Regions from separate parts of the Homo sapiens genome. Here region 2 is linked to region 1. A link is a loop called in an ENCODE intact Hi-C map of the cell type or tissue named here. Cell type or tissue: endothelial cell of umbilical vein. All regions are shown on one strand. Each heading gives the region's core, and the rest is flanking DNA. Links, peaks and the distances in the headings are about the cores only.

Region 1 (7,724 bases), core at 2,270-6,269:
ACCAACACGGTGAAACCCCATCTCTATTAAAAATATGAAAATTAGCCCGGTGTGGTGGCAGGTGCCTGTAATCCCAGCTACTCAGGAGGCTGAGGCAGGAGAATCGCTTGAACCCGGGAGGTAGAGGTTGCAGAGAGCCGAGATCGCACCACTGCACTCCAGCCTGGGCGACAGAGCGAGACTCAGTCTCAAAAAAAAAAAAAAAAAAGCAGGTGTGGCATGTTTCTCCTTTTGGACTTTTTATAGCTGAAATGGAAGGCACAATATTTCTTTAGGTCTTAAATACTTTTGAAGTATAAAAAAATGATCACTTTAATACTCCTGTGAACAATGCCCTCTTTTTAAAAAAAATCCTGGATTTTATACCACATGCAGCATATTTCTGAAATCTCATTTCCTTTCTTGGCAGGGTTATTTATAGCAAGTTATCTCTCTCTCTTATTTATTTTTTTGCCTTTTCCCAAATCTCCACTTCCACCCTTGTCTCTTATAAAAGTTAATTTAACTCTAGTTTCAATAAACTAAAATATGTACCTACAAAGGAAAACAATTAACCACAAGAAAAGTTTGTACCATAAAACAATTTTATTTTATTGAATAATCCAATCAATATATATCAGAACCTGGCTCCCAATGTTCTGATAGTCATTATGAAAAAGAATTTACACATATATAGATTTATTAGGTATATGTATAAACGTACAAATATATGTGTATGTCTCATAAATAATTATTAACAGTCATCTTAGGTCAGTGGCCTGAATGATACAAACTAAGCCATCCATATTTTATATTCTCTCCGGGAAGGGTCATCCTTTTCTTTTAAACAAGAACCCCAGCTTCTTTCCTTTAAATACTGCCAACTCCAGGCACGGTGGCTCATGTCTATAATCCCAGCACTTTGTGAGGCTGAGGGGTGTGTATCACCTGAGGCTAGGAGTTCGAGACCAGCCTCGCCAACATGACGAAACCCTGTCTCTAATAAAAAATACAAAAAAAAAAAAAAAATAGCCAGGAGTGGTGGTGCATGCCTGTAATCCCAGTTACTTGGGAGGCTGAGGCAGGAGAATCACTTGAACCTGGGAGGCAGAGGCTGCAGTGAGCCGAGATTGCGCCATTGCACTCCAGCCTAGGTGACAGGAGCTAAACTCTGTCTTTAAATAAATAAATAAGTAAATACTGCCGACAATACCTCACTTGAGCATTTGCAATATTCCTCCCAGGGCTGCCTCATTCTGCTGTACAGGTTGTGCACTGAATAACCCTAGGAAACCCCTTTTACACTGGAGTAGGGCCCCGCAATCCAGTAGGACCTCATTTTAACTTGATTATATCTGTAATCTAAATAAGTCCATGTTTGTATGTGCTGGAAGTTAGAGTTTCAACATATCTTTTTGGGGAGACACAATTTGACCCTTAACAGCAGCCTTGATACGGAGTCCACACAGGGGAATCCAAACAAAGAGGGCAAAATTCTCTCCAAAATGCAGAGCAACTCCCATAGCAACGCCCACTTTTATGTGTATGGCCCTGTGATTTAAAGTTCACCCTCAATCTCTCAGTCTAGACTAACAATAGTCAAAATATTCTTGTTTAACCTTTTCTCCATTAACATTTTGGATCTCTTCTGTCTCCCTTCTACATAAATGCCAGTCAGGGCCTACTTATCTCTCTCCAAATCATCTTTCAATTTTCTCACAGTAATCCCTTTCTTCATCATCTTTATTAATTTGGTTATTCACATGACTCATAGAAATCTATCAACAGAGCAATAAATTGGCTGGGCACGGTGGTGCATGCCTGTAATCCCAGCACTTTGGAGGCAGAGGCAGGAGGATCACTTGAGCCTAGGAGTTGGAGACAAGCCTGGGTAACATAGTGAGACCCCATCTGTACAAAAAATAAAAAGTATTAGAGAGGCATGGTGATGCGCACCTATAGTCTCAGCTACTCGGGAGGCTGAGGTGGGAAAATCGCTTGAGCCTGGGAGTTTGGGGCCGCAGTGAACTATGATGATGCCACTGCACTCCACTCCAGCCTAGGTGACACAGCAAGACCCCATTGCTAAAAAATTTTTTAACAAGTTTAAAATAAGTAAATTAAAATTGTTATTGAAACCATCCAACTTTCCTTTAAAATGTCCCAAGCAGAAATAATCCTAGATGAGTGGTATAATTTTTGCAGTATTGGGAAGACTGTTGTCTGTGATTACTTCCTCTACTTTTGCCTGCTTCCTTGATATCTGAACTTGTTTTAAGAAGTAGTACATCTTATTTTGCTATTAGAGAAAAGGCAAATATCTCTCAGAATGGTAACACATTGATTTAATTTTATTCTGAGTGTAAAAGATGGATTTGAGACTAGGGTTGATGAGGTAAGGAGAGAATAGCACAGCACTGGGATTCTGCAGGGAGAGAAAAAGGTCCTGGAAAGGATAGAACATTCCCTTATTGAAAAATCTGTCCTGTCTCATTATTATTTACTCATTGACTTATTCTCCGCATTGTAAAAAAGAATTCAAGGCTGCTTCTAAAGATGCACCCAATTTAGCAAGATAAACTGAAAATAAGTAAGAAAATAGGCAAATGGAAAATATGGGAAGGAAGGTAAGGCGAGCCAGGAGTGATGTTAGCATACCAGCCATGTGCTGGGCCACTGCTCGTACACACCTGACTCGGGGAGGGGGAGCAAACCTAGCCCCTAGTGTTCTGACAGCCATTGTGAAAAATAAGCACGTGACCACCAATAACATTTGTAGGGAATTAGAATCTTGGGGGATGAGCCCCAGACCTATTGTCGAAGCCAAAGTAACTTCATCTTGGAAGCTGATCCGCCATGTTTGCTTTTGATGAACTCCTGTTCTAGGAATGCTTCTGATATTTCCAGTTTATCTATTGTTTCTTGTTGAAGAACATGTACTTTGCATAAATCCTACCCTTAGGTAGGAACTCATATTTACTGTAAATCCTGCTCTTAAACAAATTCCTGCACATTCCCTCTGAAACATTATTCCTTTTCCCAATGGTACAAGAGCCCTTGGGTTGGAGGGTAACAGTGCAGAGATCTACCTATCTTGCGGCCATCCAAGACCATGCATCTGTCTGTAAATTCCCCAATAAAATCAGCCTATAATGACAAACTGAATTTGTTGCCTCATTCTTTGGTTTCTCGGCTCTTTCTGCATGGGGATTTGCTTTGCATATGTGGCTCTTTCATGGAACACCTATATTTTGAAATGGCTTTTCATGTTATTCTGATGTGTTTTCTTCATTAAGGCCCAAGTTCCTAAAACATTCATTCTCTTCCTCTTTTCTAGAAAAGAGGTCTTGCCCGCCAGCAATTCCCACATGGGTATTGGGGCAACACCATGATACATATTCAAGATAAAGTACAGGAAAAGCTTTTTGCAGTGGAATAAAATGTTAAAGGGAATTGCTTTCCTTGATAGCAATCAGGTCACCAAAGTGAGATGAAGAAAAATTTTTTTGAGAATGCAGGATAGAATAATATTATTTCCCTTATTTCTAAGAGTTAAACAATTTAGGATTAAAAATTTTAAATATACTAGAGGGGTCCATGAATTTTAATAGTAATAAAATGGTTATTTAATACTGCACAATCCTCAGCTTTTAAGGAAAAACATGTTTGACTTATTAATTATTTAGGACAAATTTTGGTGAAGTTATTCCAACTTGCATGGCTTAGGAATGACAATTTGGGGATTTACATTTCCTAACTGCCTAATGAAGTCTGCTCCTTCCTTCCCTAGACTATATGTATTTGCTGGTACTCTTAATATCACATTTTATAAAACAAATGAGATCACAAGGGCATATATGTTTTTTTCTCTGTGTGTGTCTGTGTGTAGCATTTCTGAGTATGTATGAATATGAAGTATGCTTTGATTTTTATGCATTGATTTACATGAATAGGAAAATGTTTGAATTTATAGTAAATGGTTTTGGCCACCTTCTCTGATGTTACTGTAACTGAAATAGCTCAAAAGCACAAAAGGTCATGGGAGGCATTTATGTAAAACTTACTAGTGCTGTTTATAAGGGTATCTTGTGTTTTATTACTTTGTTAATGTACCTTTCAGGAAATCCAGTCATGCCATCATTTCCTTCCATATTTCATCTGTTCCTCATTATAAATAAAAGTGTTTATTGCTAACGCTTTCTCTGAGCCATGTGGGGGCGATAGGGGCAGCATAGACTTCTGTTGCATGTCGTTTATTCTTTGGCGTGATAGGCTCACCCAATCTTGAGTGTATTATGTGTGGTAAGAGTGGGCTGAATTTTACATTCTTTTTTTTTTTTTTTTTTTTGAGACGGAGTCTCACTTTGTCACCCAGGCTGGAGTGCAGTGGCGCGATCTCAGCTCACTGCAAGCTCCGCCTCCCAGGTTCATGCCATCCTCCTGCCTCAGCCTCCCGAGTAGCTGGGACTACAGGTGCCCGCCACTACACCCGGCTAATTTTTTGTAATTTTTAGTAGAGATGGGGTTTCACTGTGTTAGCCAGGATGGTCTCGATCTCCTGACCTCGTGATCCGCCCGCCTCGGCCTCCCAAAGTGCTGGGATTACAGGCGTGAGCCACCGCGCCCGGCCACATTCATTGTTTTGCCATGCTCTCAGCATGGCATCTGAGGTGTCATCAATAGCCTTCCAAAGAAAAGATTTTATATACTGAGTCACAACTGTATCCACTCACCTATTGTTAGTCTGCGTCTCCATGGGTACCACATCTAAACTCTGCTCTTGGTTGGGCGCGGTGGCTCATGCCTGTAATCCTAGCACTTTGGGAGGCCAAGGTGGGCAGATCACTTGAGCTCAGGAGTTCGAGACAAACCTGGGCGAAACATGGCGAAACTCTGTCTCTGCAAAATATACAAAAAATTAGCTAAGTATAGTGGCATGTGCCTGTAGTCCTAGCTACTTGGGAGGCTGAGGCAGGAGGATTGCTTGAACCTGGGAGGTCATGCCACTGCACTCCAGCCTGGGTGACAAAGTGAGACCCTGTCTCAAAAAAACAAAAACAAACCATCTACTCTTTATGTGAGAATGGGCATTTATCTAGAAATTTGTTGCATAGACCTTTAATAACGGCCTCAGTTATTAAAAAAACTTCCCACTTCTCATAGAATTCTCTTTATCTCCATTCCACATCAACAACCTATAGATGTGGTCATACTTGACAAGATCTTGAACTCTGTAATTCCTTTCTCTGACCACCACTTCACTTATAAGCCTCAAGTAGGAGGCAGGACTGGATAGACTATGTTGTGGAAATCAATTAAACACTGAAATCCGTTTCTCACTCATGTCACACTCTGGTGCTGGCCAGGCAGCTCTTCCCCAAGTGGGGAGTCAAGAACATATATAGTTTATATAAATGAGTGGTTTCAAGATGTTTCACACTCATGTTTCTATACACAATTTTGCATTTTGCAAGGTAGGGAAGGAGGCAATAAGAGAGGAAGAAGAGGATGGAAGCCAATATTTCTGGGTAATTACTTGAAACCACTGCTGGTGGTTGGTTAAGAAGCTGGGAATGGTTTGCTCCAGAGAAAGTCTATTCCTTAAGGTTCCTTAAGAAATAAAGCTGAGGAATACGTTTATTTTTATTTTTTTAAGTGGACAGGAAGTAGGATTTATTGGTGGGTATTAGGAGGCGGAGGCACAGTGGAAGCCCTCATGATTAATAATATCCAATTAAACATGAAGTAAACATGGGTTGCTTTTGTTTGTATAATAAACTATAATAATAATAAATATAATAAATAGTTTTAAAGTTCCAAAGAACTTCACATTTCAATTTTTATCCTCACTACAGCCCTGTGAAGTAAGCAGCAGGCATTTTTAACCTTTGTTTTACAGATAAGGAAACTGAGGCTCAGAGAAAAAGTCAACTCAACAATTTCTAAGTGAGATGTTGGAATTAGAATTTATCTCCTTTGCTTCCACGACTCCATCTTTCCTCCCTACATTCCTTTCACTTTACTGGATTTACCGGTGGTGCAGAGATCGACCCTGGGACTGTTGTACATTCCTTTTTTATCATACAAAGTCAGCCAGACTGATGTCGAGGCCTGTGCTTTGCAATTCTTCCATCAGACTGAGGCCCTGCAGCCATAGGATGGAGGGCGCATGTCTTTCACTCTATTACTATTATTATTATTATTATTTTATTTTTTATTTTTCTTTGAGATGGAGTTTTACTCTTGTTGCCCAGGCTGGAGTGCAATGGTGCCATCTCGGCTCACCAGAACCTCCGCCTCCTGGGTTCAAGCAATTCTCCTGCCTCAGCCTCCCAAGTAGCTGAGATTACAGACATGCGTCACCACACCCGGCTAATTTTGTATTTTTAGTAAAGACGGGGTTTCTCCATGTTGGTCAGGCTGGTCTCGAACTCCCAACCTCAGGTGATCTGCCTGCCTCAGCCTCCCAAAGTGTTAGGATTATGGGCGTGAGCCACCGTGCCCGGCCCATTGACTCTATTATTGCCATTCATGTCCAGCTAGTTGGTAGGGACTTTAAAGTCTCAGTGTCTCCAGCACTGGCAGAATCATGTCAATTTCTCTTGAACCTCTTTAGTAGAGAATTATGATTGTGTGTGTGTGTTCTCTAATCTTCCTTCCCACGAACATAGTCTGCCTTTCTATTTGTAATCTGTTTTCAAATATCTTAGTGTTTTAAGATTTTCTTCATATAGGTGTTACACATTTCATCTTTAATTCCTAAGTGTTTTATTTTTGTTTATTTTAAGTAAAACAACTTTTTTATTGCATCTTCTAAATGATTATTGCCTATATAAATAAAGACTTGATTTCTGCATGTTAATTTTTATATCTAATCAACCCTATGGCCTTCTCTTATTTGAAATAACTTTTTAGTTAATTTACTTGGGTTTTATGGGCCAAGAATCATTTAATCTTCAAATAGTGATACTTTTATATCTGCCATTCAAATTTTTATAACCATTATGTTTTTCTCTTGTCTAGTTGTACTATCTAGTGCCTCTAATACTGCGCTAAATAAAAACGGTGGTACGGCCAGGTGCGGTGGCTCACGCCTGTAATCCCAGCACTGTGGGAGGCCGAGGCAGGTGGATCACAGGGTCAGGAGTTTGAGACCAGTTTGACCAACCTGGTAAAACCCCATCTCTACTAAAAATCCAAAAATTAGCCAGGCATGGTGGCGCGTGCCGGTAATCCCAGCTACTCAGGAGGCTGAAGCAATAGAATCGCTTGAACCCGGGAGGCGGAAGGTTGCAGTGGGCTGAGATCGGGCCACTGGACTCCAGCCTGGGCGATAGAGTGAGTCTCCATCTCAAAAAAAAAAAAAAAATGATGGTAAAGGACAACCTTGTCTTTTTTCCTGTTTTCAGCAGAAATCCTTTTAGTGTTTTCCTCTGAAGGCTGATCTTGGCTTGTTGGTTGAGCTGGACAGTGTCTTGTTGAGGAAGCATCCACCTAGACATGTTTATTTTCTATTTTATTAGACTTATGTGTTTTGTGCAGGCAACAAAAGTAAAAATAGACAAGTGGGACTACATCAAACTGAAAAGCTTCTTCTGCACAGCAAAGGAAACAATGAGCAGAGTGAAAAGGCAACCTACAGAATGAGCGATAATATTTTCAAGGTATATATCTGACATGAGGTTAATATATAAAATATGTAAAGGACTCCTACAACTCAATAGGGAAAATAACAACAACAACAA
Region 2 (7,724 bases), core at 2,022-6,021, 210 kb after region 1:
TGAAATGTATAACATAGTTGTCCTAAACTTGTATGATGAATTAAAACAAAAAATTCTTTTTAAAGCTTAAAAGTAGGCTAGGGAAGACAGCGTCCCAAGAGAGAAGAGAAAATCATGATCAGGCTTAGAACTGGCTAAGTGATTCTGGGTAAACTTCACAGTAATTTCTGTTTTGTCTGTGCTTTCTCAATTTTTTGTACTCAGTGAGATCTGAAATGCCTTTTAAGTGTCTCTAAGATTCTGTAATTCTATTTTAATAACTGTCTTGTTGTTAGACCTTACTGTTGATTTAAGAAGTTGTTGGAGAAGAATTTTTATAATCCTGGGTTATAATCTCGTGTTTGCGAGAAAATGCAGAAGAGCGAGGCTGTGTCCAACAGACCCTTGATGATGGGTGCATCAGCCCTTCTCTTGGCATCTGACCAGCTGTATGACTGTGGACAGGTTATGTATCCTCCGTGAGCCTTAATTCTTTCATCAACAAAATAGTTAGGAGGCTGTCCTTCAATCTTGTCCCTTGTCATGGTTGCCTGCTACAGATAGATACTGCCTCCCCCGCAGACGATTGACTCTGAGTGTCCTGGTGCTGAGGTTGCATTTGCAGCCCAGGTAGGGTGTTGGTCTCAACACCTGTCGACTTGCCTGGCCTCCACTGCCTGCCTGACTCGCGTGCCACGAAGGCCACCTGTAGCTCAAGGCTGTCAGAGCGGAGCTGGGTTTATATCAGTATCCCCAGCCTCACTTGCTGCGTAATGTCTAGCCCCTGGGCTAGACAGATGTCATTTCAGGGAGGATGAGTTGGGTTCCAAATGGTTACCATAGTTTTTTTTATTACTTCCTCTTCCTATATTTAATAGCCCCAAATGGTTATCAGAAAACTACTCTTCTTCCTGTATCTTATTAGGAGGCAAATGGTGAACATTTGCAGGGCAGAGATGTAGTTTAGCCTCACACATCAGATTATAATATCCATAGACTTTAGTATTACAAAAAGTAAGTGCTGGGCCTTTTCTAGCTCAGAGAAATACCCACTGACACAGGTTTTGTGAGGATTAAATGAAATAAATGTGTGTGTGCATCTGTGCGTGTGCGTGTGTGCACGAGTGTGCGCGTGTGTGTGCATGTATGCGTGTGTGCGTGTGTGTGTGTGCGCGTTTGGTGGGGAGGGGCAGCAGCATGCTTTCTACATACTTTTCCCGTTAAATTGAGTGTTCACTCTTTGTGTTAGGATTGAGTTTATATAACTTTTAAAACACTTTTAAATCACTAAGTCTTTTAAAACACTAAGGTGACTTTTATTATTAGGCTTCAATAGATCAATTGATTCAGGGTAAAATGTTATTCCAGTAAAATTATTAAAACAAGTTCTCTGTACAGGAATAAGAATTCTCAAGTTCTATTTGGCTTACTCGTTTTAGTCATTATATACAAGCATTAAAATACGGCACTTTTGGCCATAGTGTTTGACCTGGAAAAATTCCCGTAAGCGAACCCATTTACCATGCCTTTCTATGTGGTACCACTGCTGATACCTGTCTCCTTTATAGTCTGTATTTATAAGAACTTTTTCAGTTGCAAGGGACAGAGATTCGACACAAACAAGCTTAATCTAAAAAGAAAACTTATTTAAACTTAAGTGAAATATTCTAGGGCTAGAAGTATCTTTATTAAGCAAGGTTAGATCCAGGGGCATATAGGATATTATTGGGGGCATTTTCTCTCTCTCTTTCTCAAATGGATTTATTCTCAGAAAACTGATGAGAAAAATGACTGCCAGCATTGCCAAGGTTTATCTTTTGACTTCTGATTGGAAAGTAAGAAAGAGCTTCTCAGTTCTTGTGTCCATATATCAAATATCAAGGAAGATTCTGATTGGTTCTGCTTGAGTCACATGTCCATCCCTAAACCTGTGACTGGCTGGTGTATAGAGCACTACGGGAGACCTGGCCATGTGCCACCCACTGTGGCAAGGCGTCTTGACTGGCAAGCTCCCTGGGATTACGTGGGATGGGAGGGATGATGTCCCAAAAGAAGGGTTGCTTAGCAAACAGACAGCATGTCTGGTCTAGATAATTAGCATTTTAAGTCAACAGGGGTTTGGTGTTTATTCCTTTAGTTTACAGGGAATGAGAAGGTAACTATCATAAAATTCTGTTGGATCACTTGAGAATGTTAAGCTGCCCTTGAAAACCTGTTTGACATGTCATGCAAAAGTGCCCATCAGGTGCAATAGGCCTCACATAGATAACCAGATAGTGGCATCATAATTGTTGATTGCTGAGATTGATGTGACATGTGGGCAGTTTGCAGGGGGTGGGTAAAGGAACAAAATGGCAATAATGGGACTTCTGATTGTTTTTGGCAGGGTTGGATGACTGCCTGCAACAATATGTCCACAAGTTTGAACGAGAGAAGATCAACGGCGAGCAGCTGCTGCAGATTTCCCATCAGGACCTGGAGGAGCTGGGGGTCACACGGATTGGACACCAGGAGCTTGTGTTGGAGGCTGTGGACCTTCTCTGTGCACTGGTTAGTTCAGGAAAAGACGGTCTGTACCGTGATGACGTTCTTTAGAGCCTTGCTCTCTTAAGCCGTCATTGTTTGTGATTTAGCATATCACTCTTTCCTTAATGCTCCATCAAAATAAAACATGAGCTGAAGATACTATAGGAAGGGGAAAAATAAGTTATTTTCTACATTAAAGGTTGGCAAACTATGGCCTGCGAGTTAAATCTGGCCCACTATCTATTTTTGTAAATAAAGTTTTATAGGAACACAACCATGTCCATTCACTTACGTGTTTGTGACTGCTTTCTTGCGACAGTGACAGAATTGAGTGGTTGTAACGGGACCACATGGTTCCCCCAAAGCCTAAAATATTTATTAACTTGTCCTTTACAGAAAGAGTTTGTCTTTTTCAGAAAATCTCTGTATTAGTCTAATTTTCTTTTATAAGGAAAAAATGATGGAAATACTCCTGAATGAAAATGTCACCTTCTGGCGAGGCGCAGTGGCTCATGCCTATAATCCCAGCACTCTGGGAGGCCGAGGCGGGTGGATTGCTTGAGTCCAGGAGTTTGAGACCAGCCTGGGCAACGTAGCAAAACCCTGTCTCTATTAGAAATACCAAAAGTTAGCCAGGTGTGGCTAGCACGCACCTATAGTCGCAGATATTCAGGAGGCTGAGGTCAGAGAATCACCTGAGCCTGGGAGGTGGAGGCTGCAGTGAGCAGAGATCGCACCACTGCACTCTAGCCTGGGTGACAGAGTGAGAACCTGTCTCAAAAAAGAAAAGAAAATGTCATCTTCTAAATTGAAGTGAGAAATAGGTTCTGATTTTCATGTCTGATTTTGTTACTATAAAAAGCGGTTGAGTTTCACAGATATTTGTGATATTTAAATAACTGATATTTGCACTTGACATGACCTATAAAATGGGAAAAAAATGTGGCCTTCATTACATTTTGTAGATGATGGGTTTTGGCTTTAACATGAATGAGTAAAATCCTGCTGGGTCCTGACACTAGAATCACATGGGTAGCTTCGTTAGGTGTGGGCCAAAAACACCTGTAAGGACATTTTGTTTATAAATTGGTTAGTGTGGGTGGGATTCAAGTCTGCCTGTCCCGGTGCCAGGCTAAAGATGCAGTTTACTTAACTGTCAGGATTTGGACAAACTCGACAGCATTCAGGCTGGGTTAGTAATGCCCTGAACCCCAGCCAGGGGTATATACAATTACATCACTGAGAATGGTGGGAAAGAATGTGCTGCTGATGATTTTGCCGTCGCTGGTCTGCGTACTGTTGATTATATAACACTTGCTGCATTGTGTGTATTCTTCTTCTTAAAATGGACAGAGCCTTGTCTTCTGCTCTGAGATGTGCTGCTCTTGTTTAGGAAAGTAATGGGGAAATTATTTGTAGTTGATAAATGAGCTGCCGCCTGGGAGACGCTATGGCCAAGTAGTCTGAGCACGGGTCTGGGAAGCAGGAATTTGCATTCTAATCCTGGCTCTGCTACATGCTACTCCCTCTGTGACCTCTGGGGAAATGGTGATGTCTGTTTTTCCCATCTGTACAGTAACGCTCACCTTAGATGTGGCTGTGTACTATTGTGTGTTTTGCACTGCCCAGACATCTAAGCATCCTGTTTATTACCGAAACTGTATTTTCTTTTTTTTTTTTTTTTGTACAAACGTGTTTGAGTTTACTTTTATTATACTTTCTGGGAACATGGCTTTTCCGTCTTTTCTGCTTGATGTTTTGCAAATTGTCTCTTTCACTTTGCAGTAATACTTTGAGGACAGGTAAATTTACTTGGAAATCCAAAGTAAGAGAGGCAGGAAGGGTCAGCTAGAGACGCATCACATGCATCAAGTGGGATGATAAACGTAACAGCTGCCTCTGGGCATTCTCTTTGCTTTTTCCTCTTCTCTACCTCTTAGAGCATTAGGCTAAAATGAACAAAGCTGGACAAATGCCAGAACCTAAAGCTGTGTTTTATCTCCTACAATTTCCTTCTAATTTCCTTTGTAGACCAAGCTTTGACCTCAGACTCATTCTGGACCTGCTCTGTGCCAGTGACTACATTGGACAGGGGGGGTCACTTAGGGGTTCACAAAAGAGTGTGGATTATTTTAGTGAGTTTTACTAAAATGTCTTTAGTCTGGATATAATCTCCTTTTTGAATATTCTTATTATAATTCATATACTAATTATACTGTCTTTTTAATCCATTTATAGCATATAGATCTTTGGATATATAAATTGGTGATGCTTTGAACAGAACATCTCCAGGGCAGTTAATGTGTAAATGCAGTTGGCCTTGGTGTTATAAAAGAGGTTTCTATGTAAACTTAGTTTAGTGGATGTTGATTTTATGATAGACAGGAAATGAATATAATTAAAAGTAAGGAAGGGGGAGGGGAGAAACAAAACCACTGGAAAGTATCAATGTAAGGAGAGGGGCAGATAGATGGGCAGGAACCTAAAATAGGAAACAGCTATTAATGAAGATTCCAAAACTGGTGAGCAGTGGCTCACAAATTAGCTGGTCATGGTTAGAGAGCAATGAGAGAAACCATCTTTTGTGAACATTGACTTTGGCTGGCAGTCGTGGCTTAGGAGAGTGATTTGTATTATATGATGAGACCAGGACCACTTTCCCAGATTGAATTAGAATCTGTACCCAATTTTTCTTCCTCTCTCTGGGTAGAGGGTACCTGAGACCGATTATAGAGCTGCTCTTTTCAGTAGGATAGCTGTTACCCAATGTGACTGTCTAAATGAAAATCAACTAAAATAAAAAAAAAATTCAGTTCCTCGGTTGTACTAGCAACACTTCAAGTACTCAGAAGCTCCATGTGGCTAGTGGCTACGATATTGGACAGCACAGATAAAGAACATTTTCATCTGTGCATAGAGTTCTGTTGGCCAGTACTGGTCGAGAGGGTGTGATTGAGAATAACCAGTAAGAATAACCAATAAGGATAAGTATGACTGTGGCCGGGTGCAATGGCTTACACCTGTAATCCCATCACGCCTGTAATCTCAGCACTTTGGGAGGCCGAGGCAGGCGGATCACAAGGTCAGGATATCGAGACCATCCTGGCTAACATGGTGAAACACTGTCTTTACTAAAAATACAAAAAATTAGCTGGGTGTGGTAGCGGGTGCCTGTAGTCCCAGCTACTTGGGAGGCTGAGGCAGGAGAATGGCGTGAACCCAGGAGGTGGAGCTTGCAGTGAGCCGAGATCATGCCACTGCGCTCCAGCCTGGGCGACAGAGTGAGACACCATCTCAAAAAAAAAAAAAAAAAAAAGATAAGTATGACTGTAACCTGTGTTCTTTGCCAAGTCAGTGAGGCCCTAGTTTACTGAACACCAAGGCATGGGCAGCTGTGTTTTGAAGGTTGAAGGAGGTTGAGAAATGAACAGAGTTGGAATTGATGCATGTGTTAAATGATGCTACCTAGACTTGGGGTTAAATGAAGTACCTGTCATGAATCTATGGGCCTAGAGTGCTTATGCGCACTGGTATACCTCTGAGATTATTTGTTGTTTATTATTCACCCAAGGCAAATCATTTAAACATGTTATCTTTTTTATGAGAAGAAATGCAGGAACAGGAATTTTTGCTGGCAAGTTGTATTTAACTTGATCTTGCTTATGAGCTTATTTAAAAATGCCTTAGGAAAATTGTGAACTATATTTCTTAGGTTGTCTCTTAATTGACCCAAGTCAATAAGATGGCTTTGATTTTGTGTCTCTGGCACACCTTAATCACACGTTAGATCACGAACAGAGCTAGTAGGAATGGAGAAGATGGTAGAGAAGAAGTTGTGTAAGGTGTGTCCTTAGCTAAATGTGTATAATTTTAAGACTTTTTGCTTTCCTTTTCTCCCATTTAGTGTATGGTTTCTCTAGCCAGATCAGGAAAGGATCCCGGATGGTGAACCCTAGGAAGTGAGATCTCAGTGGAAGGGTTTTAGTAGGTGAACAGATTTTCAGAAACTCATTGTGTTACTTAATTTGTATCTTTTTGATGCTTTATCTCAAAGCAGTTTCTGAAGGAGACAAGTTTTGGGGAAAAGACTGGTGAAAATAATTAATCTGGTCTGAGAAATTATTTATTTTCGGTCTTTATGGGGCACTTAAGTCAATAATCCTTTCCTGATTATGCTTCTACAGTAGAGGTTCTTTAGAGCTACTATAATCAGTTTCTTGTTCTCTCTTTAATGTGGAATGGGGTCGAAGGGAAGGAACTTTCCTTTCTTCTTCTCCTCCTTCCTTCTTTTAAAAATTCTATTCTAGCTATATTTATTCATCTTTCTAGGTCCATTATTTGTTTTGGGGAAGAAAAAGAGCAAACTGAGTGGAAAATGAAGAGAACCAGTTATAAGAAGCCACTCTACCCCTTTATTTCAGTATTAAAAGTGGTATGTTTTTAGAAGATTGAGGTTTAAAGTTTCTTGCAACAATAAAATGCTCTTAATCCTCTTTGAGTTCAATAAGTAAACGTTATGTATATGGTAATAAAAGTTCCAAGTAATTTATGGTGACATTGATTATTGAAAGCTGACTTTCCTGCTTTTAGTTCAAAACTCTTCATGTAAGTTGGCAGGCTGAGTGACCGAATGAGGGGACCTTTCCCTTTAATCATAGTTACAAGTCCTTCAAAACAAGCTCTGTCTTGTGGCCTCTTTATCCATTCAATTGTGAGTCTTTGATTCTTTGAATTTAAAAAGCTGTGATGCAAATCCATCTTATTTTTGTCTCTCTATTGAAGGACAATATTATTATATTTTAGTCTCTAGAAAATAACAAAAAATGAATATCACATTTAGATAGAAAAATACTGCTAATATAGAATATTCATTTATATTTTGAAATTCAGTTTTTTTCAAAAGTTTGGAAGAGAACATTTTCAGCTAATTTTTGCTTCTTTCAAAATTTCTAATTTTTTAAATATTATTTTTTGTTTCACTAGGAGGTAACATAAATTTAAACTTCAAGTAAAATCTATTTAAAATTAGAATTGTTTTGTTAAAGTTAAAGCCTTTTGTTGTTGTTTTTAACTTACCATTGTTCATCTTGCAAAAAAAAAAAAGTTTCTTACCTACTTCCGAGTATATTTATGCTTTATGTATCTTGATTTTGACACGTGACTTGCCTCTCTCTGGCCCACATAGCCAAAGCCAGCTGAAAGAAGTTTCTCCACAGCCG

What was found. A loop is a pair of places that touch in the nucleus more often than their neighbours do. Peaks named below come from ENCODE experiments on the same cell type or tissue, not always from the same donor. Only the 100,000 strongest peaks of a DNase experiment are listed, where the experiment ranks them.
Region 2: a loop joins it to region 1, with 7 times the contacts of the local background. A loop is called at or near these places in 1 of 110 quality-filtered maps.

What each region holds. Positions count from the first base shown.
Region 1 is chr6:154,658,364-154,666,087 of GRCh38, reverse strand. No RefSeq gene overlaps it. Among named protein-coding and RNA genes, the nearest start is that of SCAF8, 71 kb to the left of the region's middle. In endothelial cell of umbilical vein, for the core only: a CTCF peak has its summit at 4,183; a DNase peak (open chromatin) is centred at 4,077; H3K27ac peaks cover 937 bases.
Region 2 is chr6:154,444,900-154,452,623 of GRCh38, reverse strand. CNKSR3 (CNKSR family member 3) reads left to right here. Exons shown (of 13, transcript NM_173515.4): 2 at 2,366-2,529. Among named protein-coding and RNA genes, the nearest start is that of CNKSR3, 62 kb to the left of the region's middle. In endothelial cell of umbilical vein, for the core only: no CTCF peak of the experiment used is centred there; DNase peaks (open chromatin) are centred at 3,853, 4,023 and 4,483.